Regions from separate parts of the Homo sapiens genome. Here region 2 is linked to region 1. Evidence: chromatin loops called from intact Hi-C (ENCODE). Cell type or tissue: B cell. All regions are shown on one strand. Each heading gives the region's core, and the rest is flanking DNA. Links, peaks and the distances in the headings are about the cores only. Region 1 overlaps BANP (BTG3 associated nuclear protein). Region 2 holds the start of LOC112268182 (a long non-coding RNA gene).

Region 1 (10,619 bases), core at 1,717-9,716:
AGGTCCCACCCACATGCGTGTGAGCAGGTCATGGCATCTTCCCATGTGCCATGTCTTGTCCCAGGCGTGTGCCCCAGCTGTCAGACACCAGCGGGCGCCCATCCTGGACCCTGAGGGTAGTATCAGATAACTCCTGGGAGACCACACGTGGGGCCTCCTCACAGCTTCTCAGCGGTGGAGTAAAGCAGGTCAAGAGGATCAGAGGGTCATGGGGCAGGGGTCACCCTCAGCCTTCTTCTGAAGGGCCACACGGCAGATATTTCAGGCTTTGCAGGCCCTGGGGTCTCTGTTCAACTGCTTAGCTCTGAAAGCAGCCACAGACGAGGAGTCAGCGCATGGTCGTGGATGTGCTCCAACAGGACACTGCCTTCAGAGGCGGGCAGCAGGCCCACCACCCCCTCCACCCTCTGCTTTAGGGCATGGCGTGGCCAGGAGCACACATCTGCGCACCAGACCACGTGATGTGCTTCCAGCTTGAAACCCGGGGGTTGCTTCGTGCTGGTGCTTGCTGTGTGGATCACAGTGTGGAGTGCGTTGAGATATATAGACGAATGAGAAATGGCCCTGATGGCAGAGCGTGCGGTCAGGTAGATAGAAACGTCTGCAACCTGAGAGGTGGCATTGTGGGGTGTCGCAGGAGTGTCAGGCTGGGCTACAGGTTGGAGGCGCAGCCTGGACAGAGAGGAGTGGGTGCTCTTTGGAGAGGATGGTGGTGTGTGGGATGAGCGTGCTGTGCTGTGTGGGGCAGTGGCATTCGGGGCTGGGCCCTGTTCCCAGGTGAGGAGTCCCTGCTCCTCGGGGGAGAAGACAGGGGCCTTGGATGTGAAGCTGGAGGCCGGCTGGCTCTGCCTTGGAGACGGTGCCTTGGATTGTCAGGCTAAGGATTCGGGCTTTCAGGGCATTGGCTGCAATTCTTTTATTAATCGAGCACAGGGAATGTTCCAGTGAGGTGACAGGGGCATGGCAGGGCGATACTCAGAGCAGAGTCCATGGCGGTGGGGTGGCTGTGTCTGTATTCAGGGAGTCCATGTAGGGCGGTGGAAGGCACTGTATGGGGCAGAATGGGGCAGGCTGCGATTCCTTGCGTGTTGTGGCTATGAGTTGACCTTCTCTGCTGAGCTTCTCCTTGCTTGGGAAGTGCTGCCAACCTCGATGGGGGTCTGGAGGCCGGAGAGGGGAGTGGGAGCCTGGCATGGGCCACCACCCTCTCCCCTGGGCCCGCTGGCTTCGGGGCCATCCTCCAGACAGCTGAGGTCATTGGCTGTGTTCACCAGGCTGCTGAACCTCATGGCTTGGGGCCCACTGGCCCGGCCTCCCCAGGCTCTGAGCTGGGCTCTGGAGCACGGTCCCCTGGCAGGGGCGTCCGCTAGCACCGTCATTCTGCTGGAAGTCCCTCCGGGGTGGGGCTCCTGGGCTTGCTCACAGTGCCCGGCCCCTTGGAGATGCCCAGTGAATTCTGGTCTCTAGAGCCGAGCTTTGGGAAGGTCATGGTGTGGCTGACCTTCAGGGTGACTTTGCATGAGGAAGGCTGGCCTGTCCACAGGGCCGTGTGGAGGGGCCTGGAGCAACTGCTGCGTATGGACCAGGGCTGTGCCTTCTCCCCCGCCTCAGGCTAGGCGTGCCTGCGTGGCTCGTGCTTAGACGGAATTGCTGAAACGTAAAAAGCATGGCTTTACCTTTTCTTCCTGTGGCCCAGTTTCATTCTTATTGCTGATTGTTGCCCAAAAAACCAAAACAAATGAAATAAATGCATGGAGCAAACCTCCCAGGCCCCAGCTTGAACAGCGGCAGGAGTGGAATTGGCCGCATTGCCCCACCTTACTCTCTGCTGTTGCTTCAGAGCCCGCAGTGACGCCTGTAGCCTCAGCAGTCAGAGGCCTGCGGCTGTCCTCACTCAACCCAGGCAGCTCACGAGGGAGAAGATTTTGATTTAAGTTTCTCCTTATTTGTCAGCAGAAAGATTTTCTTTCTTTTTCTGGAGAAAAAAGTCTACATTTTGAAACACACAGTAGGTAAAGTCTCTAAGTACCACCTTCTCAAAATGAGGAAATGAGGTTATTGAAAGAGGGAGAGAGAGAAATTTGCTTTTTGGGGTGTTGGCTTTCTTAGGGTTCCCAAGGATTGGTGGACCCCCCGAATTTGGGCAGCTAACCAAATTTGTGTGTTTTATGCAAAAGTAGCATATTATTGCAACTTGGAAAACCTTGGAGCATTTTCCTAAGGAATGTGCTCTCAGGACAGCAGCATTCGCCTGTTTTCTCTATGAAGAGAAATTGGTTTAGTTCTTAGGATTTCTATCCACGGCTCGCTCACGCCTCTGCTTGGACTCTGCATCCAAGCCGGTGACCCCGGATCTGAGGGCTTTTCTAAAGAATGCTGTCTAAGGCCGTGCCACCCTGAACACACCCGATCTCGTCTGATCTAAAGAATGCTGCTGTGGATGGCCGATCCCCATGAGACCTCCTAGCAGTTACGGAAAGACTGGATTCATTTGCACAAGGTAAAAAGTTATGCTTTCAGGGTTGACCTGTCAGATGATTGTAGTTCTTTTCAAATCATTCACTCCAAGCCCCAGGTGGTGGTACCTAGTGGGAAGCAGCGGGGGCCACTTCACCCACACCTGTCCCTGTGAGTGCAGGTGTGCGACCTGGCCCCGTTGTGTCTTGCAGGGTGCCTCAGGTTCCTGTGGCCGCGGGGACAAAGCTCACAGCCTGGCTGGCTTAGAACACAGGCTTGTGTTCTCGTGCAGGTTTGGAGGCCAGATGCCTGGGATGAAGGTGTGGGCAGGGCCACGCTGCCTGAGAAGGCCCTTTCCCTCTCCCAGCTTCTGGTGGTGGCCGCATCCCTCCAGTCTCTGGCCGCATCCCCCTCGGCTGTCTTCCCCCCATGTCTCCCTCTGTGTCCCTCTCCTTATGAGGACAGTCACTGGATTTGGAGCTCCCTCTCCTGCAGGATGACCTCATTACAACCTAATGAATCACATCTGCAGAGACCCTAGTTCCCAGTCAGGTCACATTCTGGGGTCCTGGACCAGGACGTGAGTTTTGTGGGGACACTGTTCAGCCCAGGACACAGGACACGGGTGGTCAGGTGCTGTCTCTTCTCCAGGTTCTCTGTGAGGTGAAATGGTGAGGCTGCCCTATATGTGTCCTTAAGGCAGAATGTGGACTCCATGCAGGGGTGGGTGTTTGTCTGTGTATCTTGGGACATTGAGCGCCTCACGGTGACTGAGAGCTGGGAGGAAGGTGTGGTCAGTGTGGGCTTCAGGCAGAAAAGTGAGCAGAGCCTCCTTCTCAGCAGGTCACCCAGAAGCTGTGACCTGGAGGTGGTCCTGCAGGTGGCTGTGAGGGGCTCTCTGGCTAACAGACTGAGGACAGGTGTCTCTCCATCATTTTTTCTCATAAAGGAGTGAGTCAGCAGGCTTGAAGAAGGTGGCCGGCTTGGCCTGGAGGCTGGACGTTTGAGGTGCATGGGGCGTGAGCTGTGTATGCTTCCCCCGGGAGGGAGCATGTCAGCTGGCTTCCATCGGGCAGAGGCCTTTTGTTTTTCTAGGCAGCGCTGTCACGTCGAGTCTGTAATTTGAAGAAATCAGTTGTTGGCACTCGGTTTTGTGGTGCCTTCCCTTGCACATGAGAGTGTGTTAGCAGGTGGGGCTCTTCATTCCTTTGTGACTGATAAAGCCCCATGCCACCCACCAAGGCACAAGATGACAAGCCCTCCTGGCTCTCTCATCTCGCTTCCCACAGTGCCTCTCATGGCCCCACAGATGGAGAGCTGGGAATCGGCTTATGATTTGAACCACCAGAGTCAGTAACGGGGGTTCTGGAAAGTGGGAAGGCAGCTAACGGTGTAGTGGAGACTCTTTAGCTCTTTGGGGACTGCAGAACAGCTCGCCAGGAAAATAGAGGCGTGCACTGTGGCAGGGATGCTGCCTGGCTGAGCCTGGAAGGCAATCCCGTCCCGGCCTTGAGGGGCCTCGGTTGGTGTAGTGTGGGGATATGGCTGGGGAAAGCAGGGACTGAGGCCAGACAGGGTGTTCTGCTCCCAGGTGACGCCACGCTGTGGGGATCCCGTGAGCCTCAGCAGCCGGATGCCGAGCACTTCTGTTCTCCTTGTGTCCTGGGCGCTGCTGCAGGGGAGACTTCTGCCTCGATTGAAGTCCGACTAGGCCTCCCAGAGCAGGGGCTGCAGGTGCCTTGGGCTGAGGGAGCTCAGGACAGCAGAGTCACGTGTGCGGGGCTGTGCGTGTTCTTCCCGTCTCCCCGAGCACCTCTCATGGGTTCTCAGGATCCAGTGAGGGCCGCTGCTTCTTCACCTGGTGGGCCCAGGAAGCTTGCACTTTAAGGCCGGTGCTCACTCCTAACTAGTAATTGGACTTGGACACATCACTTCTCCTTTTTCTGGCTTTTGCCTCAAAACCAAAGTGATGAGAGTAGTGACATTCCTACTTCATGAGGCTTTTAAAAAAAAATGTCTGTCAAATAACATGAGATCAAATGCTTAAAGTGGAAAATGGCAGTTAAATTCAAGGTGATCTTTTGATCCCATCATGATAGGATTTTTCCCGCTCCCTGTTAAGTGCGGCTGCTCAGTGCTGTCAGAAAAGGTAAAGGAATCCGAGCCCTGAGGGCTGCCCAGACGTGGGCGCTTGCCCCAGCTGCTGTCCAGTAGCATCTGCGGGCGGCGCCTGCACCCGTAAGTGCATGTTCAGATCCTCGCCCTCCTCACCCACTGCACTCTGCGGGCAGCACTTGGGCGGCTGGTCCGTTCTCTGGATCTCCTTTGTGGCCGGCAGGGGGCATTCGCCCAGGCTGGGGCCTGGAGCGCAGACGGAAGGAATTAGATAATTTGATGTCTGAGGACAATGGAAACTCGGTGGCGGGTAACCAGATGAATATATATTTTTTATTTAATAAGTGTGAGTCAGGGTTTGAACTGGCAACTTGATTTTTACAAAGTTGAATTTAAATGTGAATGTTTTCACCCATTTCTCTTACCTATACACCTGGGTGTTTTAGATTTATCTTCTTTCCTGTTACTAACCCGTTTTTAAATTTTGTATGGACTCATTCATCCTTCAAAGTCTATGGAATTTTTCTCCTGGAGTGTGAAGGTGGGAGGGTCACAGGAGGGCGGTTCTGAGGATGTTTCTTTTTATCGACTCGTGCTCCAAAGATGTTTTCCTGCTGGTGGGATGGCTGTTTCTTTCTTGCCCTCCCGGTGGCAGCAGCTGGGCTGCTTTGTATCTAAAATCAGTAGCTGGGCTCTCATGAAACTATTGAAGTGCAGTTTGAAAGCTGGGTTTTCCGGTAACTATGGTGCAACCTCTGGCAGCAGCTGGGCTCTCCTGTAAGGATTTCCTAGTGATTTTAATGGTTGGGTTCCCCCATGACCACAGCCAGCGGCTGGGTTCCTCTGTGAGTCACTAAAGTTGCTCAGCCTGGGGCTTCCTGAGGCGCCCGAGTCACCCAGCCAAGATTCGAGGGTGACTTGGAGTATTTTAGAGATGACCCGAAAATTGGAAGCCAAAGGGCGGCTGCTTCCTGTATGGCTTCTTTATGCATGAGGATGAAAATGTGCTGCCGAAACCACTTTAGGGTGTTCTTCCCTCTCATCCTACAAATCCCACCGTCCTGACTGGTTTCTTTTTGTCTGCAGCACAGACAGGTTGGTTGTGATTATACAGAGATTCTAAACGTGTCTCAAGTATCTACTGATAAGAAAGTCAAGAGGCATGTTTCCAAAACCCGAGGGACTTTTGATACCTAATCGAGTACTTAAAAAAACCCAAACACTTCTTCCTCTGTTTTAATTATTTCCACCATTTTAGTCTCAATGGGAACAGATTTTTAGGGTTTGGGCAGTAGAGTCCGAACTTGAGGCTCTTGGTAGTTGAAACGGGACACTTTTCAGCTTAATCTTTTTATTACTACAATTTTGGATTCCATCCATGTATTTTCCTGTAAATTAGTGAAGTTGCATGAGCCAGCTAGAGAGGCCACTGCATTGAAGAGCCCTTCCCATCATGCCCACATTCGTCATCGCTACAGGGATGGGGTCCTGTGGCCTAGTGGGAAGTGGCCGGGCGTGCAGTGGGGCGCTGGCTCCCTCCTGTCACCTGCTCCGCCGTGGCCTTCGGATCCTCAGTTTTCTCCCTGTTGAATACAGGGCATCTCTGGATGCTGCTCAGGGCGTGCTGAGAGCTCTCCGTAGCGCAGGTGGTAGAGAACTGGGGGTCCCAGGACAGTTCTCTGCGTGTGCACGGTGAGCCCCAGGAAGACGATGCACCTGGCTTTGGCCCCACAGTGAGAGTAGGTTGTGCCCACTCGGCTTGTGGTATAGGGACTCCAGGGATGAGGACACAGGCCCTGCCCGTAAGGAGTTTGTACTCTAGTTGAGAAGGCACGATAGAGAGGCGTCGGGAATGACATAAGCAAGCCCCGGACCTGAGCAGCGATGGGAGGGTGTCTTGCAGTCCGTTGTCATCACTATTTACACAGGAGCAGCCACTGTGCGCCAGAATGTTCTGGGTGCCTGACCCCCATGGGTGGACACAACAAAGGCCCCTGTGTTTATGAGGGGGACAGAGTAACAGTGCATACATGAATTCTCCAAACTGTGTTTGCGAGGGGAACAGAATAACAATACATGCGTGAATTCTCCAAACTGTGTTTACCAGGGGAACAGAGTAACAATACATACATGAATTCTCCAAACTGTGTTTGTGAGGGGGACAGAGTAACAATACATAACTTGAATTCTCCAAACTGTGTTTATGAGGGGGACAGAGTAACAAAAATACATACTTCAATTCTCCAAACCGTGTTTACCAGGGGAACAGAGTAACAATACATACATGAATTCTCCAAACTGTGTTTGCGAGGGGAACAGTAACAATACACACCTGAATTTTCGAAACTGTGTTTGTGAGGGGGACAGAGTAACAATACACACATGAATTCTCCAAATGCCGGAAGGTGGTCAGTGCTCTGACAAAACAAGTGGGAGGAGGGTGGGAGCCCAGGAGGGCGGGAGGGCCAGGTGGTTATCCAGGGGGATGGTGAAGCCAGGACATGAAGGAAGGGAAGGCGGTGGCCGAGCAGGCCCGAGTAGGCAGAGGACCAGCGAGTTCTGATCCAATTGTTGAGGTCCCTGATCTCACCCTCTGGGCATTCAGGACCTTGGGTGCTGCTGTGAGCTCAGGGCAGAGGGAAGTTGGGGCGTGGAAGGTCTGGGAATCTTGTGAGAGCCCCAAGTGTGCACCTGGTGTGGGCCGACCGAGTCAGAGGGATCGAGAAGTTAAGTAAATGGAAAGAGTGTGTCATGACACCTTAGTGAGCATTTATATCTCGTGGGGAGCCCCGCCTGTGGGCCAGCTAAGCACCTTCTGTGCAGTGGGCCTTTCCAGACCCTTGCAGGAAGACGGGGCCGGCCTGGCGGGCTGGGGTGCCTGGGTGAGGCCTCTTCAGCGGGCCCCGGCCCTGCAGCCAGGCAGCTCCTGGTGGCTGTCCCGAACAGGCCTCACCGCTTCTCCTTGGATGTGTCCTTCCAGGTCACCTTTTCTATAAATTTGGCATCACAGAATCCGACTGGTACCGAATCAAGCAGAGCATCGACTCCAAGTGCCGCACGGCGTGGCGGCGCAAGCAGCGGGGCCAGAGCCTGGCGGTCAAGAGCTTCTCGCGGAGAACGCCCAACTCGTCCTCCTACTGCCCTTCAGGTAGGCCTCGTGCTGCAGGAGAGGCCGCCCTCCCCCGCTCGGGGCAGCTGGCCTGGTGGCACCCTCAGGGGCAGCCAGTGCGTGGCCAGCGGCTCCACCAGTGGCCGGGAGCCGAGGCCAGAGGCTTGCGCGGTGCGCACGGAGCAGTGGAGCCGCAGGACCTGTGCCTGGCCCCGTGCGCCCTTCACACGGACAGCCTCGGGCCTGCTCCAGGCTCCTCCGTGAGGGACAGAGGGCCTGTTGGGCCTCCCGGAAGTCTTCTGGATGGGGGCAAGGAGGCCGAGGCCTTTGCGTGGGGCTGCCGGCCGTTGTATTCTCACGATTTGCCGGGTGACTCCGGGTGAAGAAGTGGGGTGGATTCTGAATTATGCTTTATTTTTGCTTTGAGTTCATGGCCTTAGTTGGATTTATCCACAAGATAATGGAAACAGTTCTCTTTGAGTTGCCTCTCAGGCATCGCTGGGGGGATTGTTCTCCTTGGAGAATTTTCACTAGGAATGACAATGTGACTTGATACTGCCTTTCACCCAAGACATCTCAAAATATTTTAGTAAGTATTTGAATGAAAACTATTCTCTTAAAGCTCCCCACAGTAGCTGCATTGGCAGCGACTCTTGGAACTTGAGCTGTGACTGGGGCTGGGGTCAGGATGCGAGGGCAGCCGTGGGCAGGGCCAGCTCTCCTATTCAGTGGAGTCTTTGTTGGCGGGAACCCTTTGTTCTGGAAGTCCTGGGAGTTGCAGACCAGATCACCTGGAGTTCTCCCGGGGCCTGGTTCTTTCTGAACCGGACTTCAGGAAGTGGTTTTCTCGGGCTGTTTTGGTAGTTATCAGATACTCGGCCTCAGCTGCTGCCCAGGGGCTTGAGGATGGGAGGTGGCTGCCTGTAGTGGGCCACACAAGTTGTGTCCCTAAAGCAGCGCTTTATTGAGTGACCTGTGTTGAAGAAGCTCTTCTATTCTAGGCCTTTCTACTACAATGAGGAATTCTGCCTTGGGACTTGAGAGAGGTAGCAGTCCTGGGGTGTGGGTTAAGGGCATTCACTGAAATACCATGTAGCAGCGTAACCTGTGGCTATTGAAATGCGGCTGTAGGAATATTGCGCATGACTTGAATTCTGCTCTTGAATATTCATAGCTAGGCAGCAGAGAGCGATGTGAGGACTATACTTATGGCATGATACCATTTTTATTGCAAATATATAGGTATATGTGGAAGTTGATTAAAAATTTATGTGTGATCATTTTTACAGTGCCTGTCTCTAGGTAGTAGGATAATTTTTATTTTTCCCTTTGTCTTTCATTGTAGTTTCTCAGTTATTTCCAATAAGCACTGCATTAGTTTTATAGTTGTAAAAAATGTTTAAAAGTCAGGGAGCCCAGGCGTGGTGGCTCATGCCTGTAATCCCAGCACTTTGGGAGGCTGAGGCAAACTGATCACCTGAGGTCAGCAGTTTGAGACCAGCCTGGACAACATGGTGAAACCCCGTCTCTACTAAAAATACAAAAATTAGCCAGGTGTGGTGGCGCATGCCTCTAATCCCAGCTACTTGGGAGGTTGAGGCAGGAGAATTGCTTGAATCCAGGAGGCAGAGGTTGCAGTGAGCTGAGACTATGCCACCACACTGTAGCCTGGGTGACAGAGCGAGACTGTATCTCAAAAAAAAAAAAAAAAAAAAAAGCCGGGTGCTGTGGCTCACGCATGTAATCCCAGCACTTTGGGAGGCCAAGGCGGGCAGATCATGAGGTCAGGAGATCGAGACCATCCTGGCTAACACGGTGAAACCCCGTCTCTACTAAAAGTGTCAAAAAAATTAGCCGGGCGTGGTGGCTGGCGCCTGTAGTCCCAGCTACTCGGGAGGCTGAGGCAGGAGAATGGCGTGAACCTGGGAGGCGGAGCTTGCAGTGAGCCGAGATCACACCACTGCACTCCAGCCTGGGCTACAGAGCAAGACTCCGTCTCAAAAAAAAAAAAAAAAAGTCAAGGAGAGGAGGTTTCTGTCAGGCACACTAGCAGGAACCAGATTGAATTCTCTTGCCATTGAAATCTGGACAAAATTTGTGTCTGTGAATCGGCTGTCCTAAGACGTTAGACAAGCAACAGCACAGGACCGTGATCCTGAGAGAAGGAACATGAGAGGAGGGGACAGGGAGATACCGGGCAGAGACACCTGCATCACTGCATGGAGGAGATGGGTTGGAGTTGAGAGAGGCTGAGGCAGCAGAAAGTTGTGGAATCAAGTTCCTAAGAGCAGAGGGTTACACGGGGGCCTTCTTGGGTGTTTGGGGGACTCCAAGGCAGGCATGAGCTCAATGGCTCCTAAGCTCACCCCAGGCTGGGTGGTGGTTGGATTCCCACTGGCCGGAGTCCTCAGTGATCAGTCGCTGCACTAGCAGGCCATGCCTACTGGCAGGCTAAACTATCCCTAGAATAAAGGCAGAGCTTAAGACAGCCTGAGAAAGATCACATTGAACCACAAGTAACAACACTTTTAAAAGAAAGACAACAAAACCTAGACACCCAACAAAGTAAAATTCACAATCTCCAGTATCTAGTCCAGAGTAGCAGGAAGCAGGAGATTGTGACCTATGATCAGAAAATCAGCAAATAGGAAGGGACCCTGTCTGGAATTAACTGACCAGGACATTGAAATCTATTAAAATTACATTCAAGAATTTAAAGGAAAAAAGGAACATAGCAAGGAGAGAAATAGAAGACATAAAAAAGAACCGTATGGAACTCCTAGACTCGAAGAGTGAGGAGAGTTGTTGCCAGGCTTGCCTTCCATGTGTTTCGGGTACGTGCATTTGGTAAGGTTAGCGGTCTGCTTCATCCAATGGGGAATGAAAACCCAAGTTAAATGACTTGCCAGGACCTTAGTGAGCAAGAAGCTGCTGTTAT
Region 2 (10,619 bases), core at 957-8,956, 410 kb after region 1:
ACCCTGTAAGGCCTGGTGGCAGGGAGACCCTGGCTGACGGCAGGATCTGGAGGTTACCCTGTAAGGCCTGGTGGCAGGGAGACCCTGGCTGACGGCAGGATCTGGAGGTTACCCTGTAAGGCCTGGTGGCAGGGAGACCCTGGCTGACGGCAGGGGAGTCCCCGCTTGGAACCAGCCGCCCAGGCCCTGAGAGGTTCAGGTTGAGCCTCTGCTGCCTCAGTCCCCTATGTCCTGCAACGCAGCCTCCTGCCTCAAGGCCCTCCCCATGGCAGGTGTAAGCATCCACCTGGGCCCTCCTGGACGCTGCCAGGACCCTGCCCTGGGGCAGTTCCTGCAGGCTGAGAGCTTGTGCCCCACACAGGTGCCTGTCCTCTCCACAGCCTGGCCGAGGACTGCTCTGAGCCTGTAAGCGGCCTCCTCACACCCCAGAAAGCTCCCCCTCCCTCCCCCTCCACTCAATCTCTGCGCTCCACCGCCCCTCTTCTCCCTAAGACAGGGAAGGGTCCCTGTTCCATCTGGCGGGATGCCCTCTCCCTTCCTGCTTCTAGGTAGGGGCTGAGCCGAGCATCCCTTCTAAGCGCGGAGCTTCTGTGATGGCTGCACGCAGCCTCTTCTGCTTCTGGCCCGGCCACACCCGCATGGAGAGCCTAGAAGCTCCCTGTCTAGGCGAGGGCCACCCAGCCCCTCTGCCCCACTCACCCCTGACCTTTCCTTCCAGGCTCCACTCAGGACCATGAGCGCAGGCTTCCCTGGGGCCCATCGAGGGCTGAGGATGGCCGTCCAGCCCACTCCCCAGGGCCCCCCTCGGACAGCTGCGTCGTCCTAGCGCCAGGACGGAGGGGCCATGCCTGGGGAGCGCCCCCGAGGAGCGCCGCCCCCCACCATGACTGGAGACCTGCAGCCCCGCCAAGTTGCCAGCAGCCCGGGGCACCCCTCCCAGCCGCCACTGGAGGACAACACCCCAGCTACCAGGACCACCAAGGGTGCCAGGGAGGCTGGCGGCCAGGCCCAGGCCATGGAGCTCCCCGAGGCCCAGCCAAGGCAGGCCAGGGACGGGGAGCTCAAGCCCCCATCCCTGAGAGGCCAGGCCCCGAGCAGCACCCCTGGGAAGAGGGGCAGCCCCCAGACCCCACCGGGGAGAAGCCCCTTGCAGGCTCCCTCAAGGCTGGCGGGCAGGGCAGAGGGCAGCCCCCCACAGCGCTACATTCTGGGCATCGCCAGCTCGAGGACCAAGCCCACCCTGGACGAGACACCAGAGAACCCACAGCTGGAGGCTGCCCAGCTCCCTGAGGTGGACACCCCCCAGGGCCCTGGGACTGGAGCTCCACTCAGGCCGGGCCTCCCAAGGACTGAGGCCCAACCCGCCGCCGAAGAGCTTGGCTTCCACAGGTGCTTCCAGGAGCCACCCTCCAGCTTTACCTCCACCAACTATACCTCACCAAGCGCCACCCCCAGGCCCCCAGCCCCGGGGCCCCCCCAGAGCAGGGGCACCAGCCCCCTCCAGCCCGGTTCCTATCCCGAATACCAGGCCAGTGGGGCCGACTCCTGGCCTCCCGCTGCTGAGAATAGCTTCCCAGGTGCTAATTTCGGGGTTCCCCCCGCCGAGCCGGAACCTATTCCCAAAGGCAGCAGGCCCGGCGGCAGCCCCAGGGGAGTTTCCTTCCAGTTCCCCTTCCCGGCACTGCATGGGGCCAGCACAAAACCCTTCCCTGCGGATGTGGCTGGGCACGCATTCACCAATGGGCCACTGGTGTTTGCCTTCCATCAGCCCCAGGGAGCGTGGCCGGAGGAGGCCGTGGGCACGGGCCCTGCCTACCCGCTGCCCACCCAGCCTGCGCCCTCACCCCTGCCCTGCTACCAGGGCCAGCCAGGTGGCCTGAACCGCCACAGCGACCTCAGTGGTGCCCTCTCTTCCCCTGGAGCTGCTCACTCGGCCCCGAGACCCTTCTCTGACAGTTTACACAAGAGCCTGACCAAAATCCTTCCCGAAAGACCACCTTCAGCCCAGGATGGGCTGGGGAGCACGAGAGGGCCCCCTAGCTCCCTACCCCAGAGGCACTTTCCAGGGCAGGCGTACAGAGCCAGTGGGGTGGACACCAGCCCGGGGCCTCCGGACACCGAGCTGGCCGCCCCAGGGCCCCCACCCGCCAGGCTGCCCCAGCTGTGGGACCCCACAGCAGCCCCTTACCCCACACCTCCTGGGGGCCCCCTGGCTGCCACCAGGAGTATGTTCTTTAACGGCCAGCCCAGCCCAGGCCAGCGGCTCTGCCTCCCCCAGAGTGCCCCCCTGCCTTGGCCCCAAGTGCTCCCGACCGCCCGGCCAAGTCCCCACGGAATGGAGATGCTGAGCCGGCTGCCTTTCCCCGCGGGGGGCCCCGAGTGGCAGGGGGGCAGCCAAGGAGCCCTGGGCACTGCTGGCAAGACACCGGGACCCAGAGAGAAGCTGCCAGCCGTGAGAAGCAGCCAGGGCGGCTCCCCAGCACTGTTCACCTACAACGGAATGACAGACCCTGGGGCTCAGCCCCTGTTCTTCGGGGTGGCCCAGCCCCAGGTTTCACCCCACGGGACACCCAGCCTGCCCCCACCGAGGGTAGTGGGAGCCTCCCCCAGCGAGTCCCCACTGCCGTCACCGGCCACCAACACGGCCGGCAGCACCTGCTCTTCCCTGTCGCCGATGTCCAGCAGCCCAGCCAACCCCAGCTCAGAGGAAAGCCAGCTCCCCGGCCCCCTCGGGCCCTCGGCCTTCTTCCACCCACCCACTCACCCCCAGGAGACGGGCAGCCCCTTCCCGTCCCCGGAGCCCCCCCACTCCCTCCCCACCCACTACCAGCCAGAGCCAGCCAAGGCCTTCCCTTTTCCCGCAGATGGGCTGGGAGCCGAGGGTGCCTTCCAGTGCCTGGAGGAGACCCCATTCCCCCACGAGGGCCCCGAGGTGGGTCGGGGAGGGCTGCAGGGCTTCCCCCGTGCGCCGCCTCCGTACCCCACACACCACTTCTCCCTCAGCAGCGCCAGCCTGGACCAGCTGGACGTGCTGCTGACCTGCAGGCAGTGTGACCGCAACTACAGCAGCCTGGCGGCCTTCCTGGCCCACCGGCAGTTCTGTGGCCTGCTCCTGGCCAGGGCCAAGGATGGCCACCAGCGGTCTCCAGGCCCCCCTGGGCTCCCCTCGCCCCCCGCTGCCCCCAGAGTCCCTGCCGACGCACACGCGGGCTTGCTCAGCCACGCGAAGACCTTCCTGTTAGCTGGGGACGCCCAGGCCGAGGGCAAAGACGACCCCCTGAGGACAGGCTTCCTGCCCAGCCTGGCCGCCACCCCCTTCCCGCTCCCTGCCTCGGACCTGGACATGGAGGATGACGCCAAGCTGGACAGCCTCATCACAGAGGCGCTCAACGGCATGGAGTACCAGTCGGACAACCCGGAGATCGACAGCAGCTTCATCGACGTCTTCGCGGACGAGGAGCCTTCCGGCCCCAGAGGTCCCAGCTCCGGACACCCCCTTAAGAGCAAGGCGGGGGTGACTCCAGAGAGCAAAGCTCCGCCCCCGCTCCCAGCAGCCACGCCGGACCCCCAAACCCCCCGCCCTGGGGACAGGGGCTGCCCAGCCCGAGGCAGGCCCAAAACGCGTTCCCTGGGTCTGGCCCCCACCGAGGCGGATGCGCCCAGCCAGGGCAGGCAGCAGAGGAGGGGGAAGCAGTTGAAGCTGTTCCGGAAGGATCTGGACTCGGGCGGCGCAGCAGAGGGGTCGGGGTCGGGCGGCGGCGGCAGAGCCTCCGGCCTGAGGCCCCGGAGGAACGACGGTCTCGGGGAGCGGCCCCCACCCCGTCCCCGGCGCCCTAGAACGCAGGCCCCCGGGAGCCGCGCAGACCCCGCGCCCCGGGTCCCGAGAGCCGCCGCCCTCCCCGAGGAGACCCGCAGCTCCCGGCGCCGCCGGCTGCCCCCCAGGAAGGACCCCAGGAAGAGGAAGGCTCGGGGCGGCGCCTGGGGCAAGGAGCTCATTCTGAAGATCGTGCAGCAGAAGAACAGGCGCCACCGGCGGCTGGGGCGGCGGGCGGGCAGGTGCGGCTCCCTGGCGGCGGGGAGGCCCCGGCCCGGAGCTGAGGACCGCAGGCTCCGCGAGTACGACTTCGCCTCGGAGTCCGAGGAGGACGAGCAGCCTCCGCCGCGGGGCCCCGGCTTCAGAGGCCGGCGGGGCCGAGGCGAGAAGAGGAAGGAAGTGGAGCTGACCCAGGGTCCCAGAGAGGATGAGCCACAGAAACCCCGGAAGGCGGCGAGGCAGGAAGCCGGCGGGGACGGAGCCCCCGCGAACCCCGAGGAGCCGGGCGGGTCTCGCCCGGGCCCCGGCAGGAGCCCTCAGGCCCGTGGCCCGTCTCGAAGCCTGGAGACGGGAGCGGCCGCCAGGGAGGGAGGCCCCAAGTGTGCTGATCGCCCCTCAGTGGCCCCCAAGGATCCCCTGCAGGTCCCCACCAACACCGAGACCTCAGAGGAAACCCGCCCGTCGCTGGACTTTCCCCAGGAGGCCAAGGAGCCTGAAACTGCCGAAGAGTCAGCCCCGGACAGCACAGAATTCACAGAGGCTTTGCGTTCTCCTCCAGCCGCCTGTGCGGGAGAAATGGGAGCAAGCCCCGGTCTCCTGATACCAGAGCAGCCGCCGCCCAGCAGACATGACACCGGCACCCCCAAGCCGTCGGGAAGCCTCGCCAACACGGCGCCCCACGGAAGCTCGCCAACGCCAGGTGTGGGCAGCCTGCTGGGTGGTCCTGGGGGCACACAGGCCCCAGTCTCCCACAACAGCAAGGACCCCCCTGCCCGCCAGCCTGGAGAATTTCTGGCACCCGTGGCTAACCCCTCAAGTACCGCCTGCCCCAAACCCAGTGTTCTGTCTTCAAAGATCTCCAGTTTTGGCTGTGACCCTGCTGGTTTTAACAGAGACCCCTTGGGGGTTCCAGTTGCCAAAAAGGGGCCTCAGCCCTACAGCAGCCCCCACAGTGAGTTGTTCCTCGGACCCAAAGACCTGGCTGGCTGTTTCCTGGAAGAACTGCACCCCAAGCCCTCAGCCAGGGATGCCCCGCCGGCCAGCAGCTCCTGCCTTTGCCAGGACGGCGAGGATGCCGGTTCCCTCGAGCCACAGCTGCCAAGGAGCCCACCTGGCACCGCTGAGACGGAGCCAGGCAGGGCTGCATCGCCACCGACCTTGGAGTCCTCATCCCTCTTCCCAGACCTGCCGGTGGACAGATTCGACCCACCCCTCTATGGCAGCCTGTCTGCGAACAGGGACTCCGGTCTGCCGTTCGCATGTGCCGACCCTCCCCAGAAGACGGTGCCGTCAGATCCACCGTACCCCTCTTTTTTGCTGCTTGAGGAAGTATCCCCGATGCTGCCTAGCCATTTTCCTGATCTCTCGGGGGGAAAGGTGCTCAGTAAGACGTGTCCCCCTGAACGGACAGTGGTTCCCGGCGCCGCCCCATCTTTGCCTGGGAAGGGGAGTGGATGTAGCGTTGCTCTTATGAGTCACCTGTCCGAGGATGAACTGGAGATCCAGAAATTGGTCACCGAATTAGAAAGTCAGCTGCAAAGGAGCAAAGACACACGTGGGGCCCCGAGAGAGCTTGCAGAAGCTGAGTCGGTGGGCAGGGTGGAGCTCGGCACAGGCACAGAGCCACCCTCCCAACGGCGCACCTGCCAGGCCACCGTGCCCCACGAGGACACGTTCTCGGCAGCTGACCTCACGCGCGTTGGAGAATCCACTGCACATCGGGAGGGTGCGGAATCGGCTGTGGCCACCGTGGAAGCGGTTCAGGGGAGGCCTGGGGGGACGTGGCCCTGCCCAGCCTCCTTCCATCCGGGACATGCAGCCCTTCTCCCCTGTGCCCAGGAAGACCTGGTTTCTGGGGCTCCTTTCAGCCCCAGGGGAGCCAACTTCCATTTTCAGCCAGTGCAGAAAGCCGGAGCCTCCAAGACTGGACTTTGCCAGGCAGAAGGAGACAGCAGGCCCCCCCAAGATGTCTGCCTGCCTGAGCCCAGCAAGCAGCCTGGCCCACAGCTGGATGCCGGGAGTTTAGCAAAGTGCAGCCCCGACCAGGAACTTTCATTTCCTAAGAATAAGGAGGCCGCCAGCTCACAAGAAAGTGAAGACTCCCTGCGGCTGCTTCCCTGTGAACAGAGAGGAGGGTTCCTCCCAGAGCCCGGCACAGCAGACCAGCCCCACCGAGGGGCCCCTGCTCCAGAAGCTTTTGGCAGCCCTGCTGTCCATCTGGCCCCTGACTTGGCATTTCAGGGTGACGGGGCTCCACCTCTGGATGCCACCTGGCCTTTTGGTGCCAGTCCCAGCCATGCTGCCCAGGGACATTCTGCAGGCAGAGCAGGTGGGCACCTCCACCCCACGGCAGGGAGGCCTGGCTTTGAGGGTAATGAGTTTGCACCGGCGGGGGCCTCCTCACTGACTGCCCCCCGGGGCAGGGAGGCTTGGTTGGTCCCTGTGCCAAGTCCCGCCTGTGTATCCAACACCCACCCTAGCAGGAGGTCCCAGGACCCAGCTTTGAGCCCCCCCATACGTCAGCTCCAGCTCCCAGGGCCTGGAGTGGCTAAGAGTAAAGATGGCATCCTGGGCTTGCAGGAGCTGACACCTGCTGCCCAGAGCCCTCCACGAGTGAACCCCTCAGGTCTGGAAGGGGGCACTGTGGAAGGAGGGAAGGTGGCCTGTGGCCCCGCCCAGGGCTCCCCAGGGGGTGTGCAGGTGACAACTCTCCCTGCAGTGGCCGGACATCAGCTGGGGCTGGAGGCAGATGGACATTGGGGCTTGCTTGGCCAAGCCGAGAAAACCCAGGGCCAAGGCACAGCCAACCAGCTTCAGCCAGAGAACGGGGTGAGCCCAGGGGGCACGGACAACCACGCCTCAGTCAATGCCAGTCCCAAAACAGCGCTGACCGGCCCCACCGAGGGTGCAGTCCTGCTAGAGAAATGCAAGGGAAGCAGGGCAGCCATGAGCCTTCAGGAGGAGGCCGAGCCCACCCCAAGCCCCCCGTCCCCTAATAGGGAGTCCCTGGCGCTGGCCTTGACAGCAGCCCACAGCCGAAGTGGATCTGAGGGCCGGACTCCAGAGAGGGCGTCCAGCCCCGGCCTGAACAAGCCACTGCTGGCCACAGGGGATAGCCCAGCACCCTCTGTCGGGGACCTGGCCGCCTGCGCCCCCTCACCCACTTCAGCCGCCCACATGCCCTGCAGCCTTGGGCCCCTGCCCCGTGAAGACCCACTTACCTCGCCTTCCAGGGCCCAAGGTGGGCTGGGGGGGCAGCTGCCAGCATCTCCGTCCTGCAGGGACCCTCCCGGCCCCCAGCAGCTGCTGGCCTGTTCTCCTGCCTGGGCACCTCTGGAAGAGGCAGATGGCGTCCAAGCCACGACAGATACTGGGGCTGAGGATTCCCCGGTGGCTCCCCCGTCTTTGACAACAAGCCCCTGCGATCCCAAGGAAGCCCTGGCTGGTTGCCTTCTCCAGGGGGAGGGCAGCCCCCTGGAAGACCCTTCCTCCTGGCCTCCTGGCTCCGTCAGTGCTGTAACCTGCACTCACAGTGGGGACACCCCCAAAGACAGCACTTTAAGAATTCCAGAGGATTCCAGAAAAGAGAAGCTGTGGGAGTCTCCTGGCCGAGCCACCTCTCCTCCTCTGGCAGGGGCCGTCTCCCCCAGCGTGGCCGTCAGGGCTACTGGCCTGTCCAGCACTCCCACCGGAGATGAGGCACAGGCAGGCAGGGGACTCCCAGGGCCAGACCCCCAGAGCAGGGGAGCCCCGCCCCACACCAACCCTGACAGGATGCCCAGGGGCCACTCCTCGTATTCTCCAAGCAATACTGCCCGCCTCGGCCACAGGGAGGGCCAGGCTGTCACAGCTGTGCCCACTGAGCCTCCCACGCTACAGGGTGCAGGGCCGGACTCCCCCGCCTGCCTGGAAGGTGAGATGGGGACCAGCAGCAAGGAGCCGGAGGACCCAGGGACCCCTGAGACCGGGCGCTCTGGTGCTACCAAGATGCCCAGGGTCACCTGCCCTTCCACAGGACTGGGCTTGGGAAGAACCACAGCCCCAAGCAGCACAGCCAGTGACTTCCAGTCTGACTCCCCCCAAAGCCACAGAAATGCCTCCCACCAGACTCCCCAGGGGGACCCCCTCGGCCCCCAAGACCTCAAACAGAGGTCCCGTGGCTATAAAAAGAAGCCTGCATCTACAGAGAACGGCCAGTGGAAGGGCCAAGCTCCACATGGGCCTGTGACCTGTGAGGTCTGCGCAGCCTCCTTCCGCTCCGGGCCGGGCCTGAGCCGGCACAAGGCCAGGAAGCACCGGCCACACCCGGGAGCCCCCGCGGAGCCGAGCCCAGCGGCCTTGCCTGCTCAGCAGCCTCTAGAGCCCCTAGCCCAAAAGTGCCAGCCGCCCAGGAAGAAAAGCCACAGGGTGTCTGGGAAGGAGAGACCAAATCACTCACGGGGAGACCCCAGCCACGTCACCCAGCCACCGCCTGCCCAGGGCTCAAAGGAGGTTCTCAGAGCACCGGGGTCCCCACACAGCCAGCAGCTGCACCCTCCAAGCCCTACTGAGCATGAGGTAGATGTGAAGACTCCGGCCTCCAAGCCCAGACCAGACCAGGCCAGGGAAGATGAGCTGCATCCCAAACAGGCAGAAAAAAGAGAAGGCCGGAGGTGGCGCCGAGAGCCCACCGTGGACTCTCCTAGCCACTCAGAGGGGAAGTCAAATAAGAAAAGGGGAAAGCTGAGAGGGAGAAGGCTCCGGGAGGAGAGCATTCTTCCAGTCTCTGCTGATGTGATTTCAGATGGGCGCGGCTCCAGACCATCCCCTGCAATGGCCAGTTACGCAGCCTCTCCGAGCCACTGCCTCTCTGTGGAAGGAGGGCCTGAGGCTGACGGGGAGCAGCCGCCTCGCTTGGCCACTCTGGGACCTGGGGTGATGGAGGGTGCAGCGGAGACTGACCAGGAGGCTCTGTGTGCAGGGGAGACTGGGGCCCAGAAGCCACCTGGAGATCGGATGCTGTGTCCAGGGAGGATGGATGGTGCAGCTCTGGGGGAACAGCCAACTGGGCAGAAGGGAGCCTCGGCAAGGGGGTTCTGGGGACCAAGAGAGACCAAGGCGTTGGGTGTGTGCAAAGAGTCTGGGAGCGAGCCTGCGGAGGACAGCAGCAGGGCCCACAGCCGATCAGAGGAAGGTGTCTGGGAGGAGAACACGCCCCCCTTGGGCCCCCTGGGTTTTCCCGAGACTTCCAGCTCTCCGGCGGACAGCACCACCAGCAGCTGCCTCCAGGGCCTCCCGGACAACCCAGACACCCAGGGTGGAGTCCAGGGGCCTGAAGGCCCCACTCCTGATGCCTCTGGCTCCAGTGCCAAGGATCCTCCAAGCTTGTTTGATGATGAGGTCTCTTTCTCCCAGCTCTTCCCTCCAGGCGGTCGCTTGACTAGAAAGAGGAACCCGCATGTCTACGGGAAGCGCTGTGAGAAGCCGGTGCTCCCGCTGCCAACCCAGCCCAGCTTTGAGGAGGGCGGTGACCCCACGCTGGGCCCAGCCCGCCTGCCCACGGACCTCAGCGACTCCAGCTCCCTCTGCCTCTGCCATGAGGACCCGTGGGAGGACGAGGATCCCGCAGGTCTGCCCGAGTCCTTCCTCCTGGATGGGTTCCTCAATAGCAGGGTGCCTGGCATTGACCCCTGGGCCCCCGGCCTCAGCCTGTGGGCCCTGGAGCCCAGCAGGGAAGCTGGTGCAGAGAAGCTGCCCTCCCACTGCCCCGAGGACGATCGGCCGGAGGCCATTCCTGAGCTGCACATGGTCCCAGCGGCTTGGCGAGGCCTGGAGATGCCGGCCCCTGCCGATGACTCCTCCTCTTCTCTCGGAGATGTGAGCCCCGAGCCCCCCAGCCTGGAGAGAGAACGCTGTGACGGTGGGCTTCCCGGGAACACCCACCTGCTGCCGCTCCGTGCCACGGACTTTGAGGTGCTCAGCACCAAGTTTGAGATGCAAGACCTGTGCTTTCTGGGACCCTTTGAAGACCCCGTGGGTCTCCCCGGCCCCAGCTTCTTAGACTTCGAGGGCACGGCGAGCTCACAGGGGCCACAGAGCCGAAGGACAGAGGAGGCTGCAGGGGCAGGGAGGGCCCAAGGCAGAGGCCGGCCGGCCAAGGGCAGGCGGGCCTCCTACAAGTGCAAAGTGTGCTTCCAGCGCTTCCGCAGCCTGGGCGAGCTGGACCTGCACAAGCTGGCCCACACGCCCGCGCCGCCGCCCACCTGCTACATGTGCGTGGAGCGCAGGTTTGGCTCGCGGGAGCTGCTGCGGGGGCACCTGCAGGAGAGGCACGCGCAGAGCAAGGCCGGGCCCTGGGCGTGCGGCATGTGCCTGAAGGAGGTGGCCGACGTCTGGATGTACAACGAGCACCTGCGTGAGCACGCGGTCCGCTTCGCCCGCAGGGGGCAGGCGCGGAGGTCCTTGGGGGACCTGCCCGGAGGCCTGGAGGGCAGCAGCGCTGTCGCCCACCTTCTGAACAGCATCACGGAACCCGCGCCCAAACACCACAGGGGCAAGCGCTCCGCCGGCAAGGCCGCCGGGAGCCCGGGAGACCCGTGGGGGCAAG

Evidence for each region. A loop is a pair of places that touch in the nucleus more often than their neighbours do. Peaks named below come from ENCODE experiments on the same cell type or tissue, not always from the same donor. Only the 100,000 strongest peaks of a DNase experiment are listed, where the experiment ranks them.
Region 2: a loop joins it to region 1, with 10 times the contacts of the local background. A loop is called at or near these places in 3 of 110 quality-filtered maps.

The regions. Positions count from the first base shown.
Region 1 is chr16:88,019,931-88,030,549 of GRCh38, forward strand. BANP (BTG3 associated nuclear protein) reads left to right here. Exons shown (of 14, transcript NM_001386991.1): 8 at 7,553-7,720. Among named protein-coding and RNA genes, the nearest start is that of BANP, 74 kb to the left of the region's middle. RefSeq lists a silencer at 4,687-4,933 and an enhancer at 7,210-7,780. In B cell, for the core only: a CTCF peak has its summit at 4,834 (motif pointing right); a DNase peak (open chromatin) is centred at 4,801.
Region 2 is chr16:88,426,627-88,437,245 of GRCh38, forward strand. ZNF469 (zinc finger protein 469) reads left to right here. Exons shown (of 3, transcript NM_001367624.2): 3 at 719-10,619. The coding sequence starts at 845. LOC112268182 (a long non-coding RNA gene) reads right to left here and starts at 3,736. Exons shown (of 3, transcript XR_007065178.1): 1 at 3,646-3,736; 2 at 3,338-3,496. RefSeq lists a silencer at 3,970-4,129 and an enhancer at 6,378-6,878. In B cell, for the core only: no CTCF peak of the experiment used is centred there; DNase peaks (open chromatin) are centred at 1,865, 2,665 and 4,165; H3K4me3 peaks cover 1,836 bases; H3K27ac peaks cover 1,400 bases.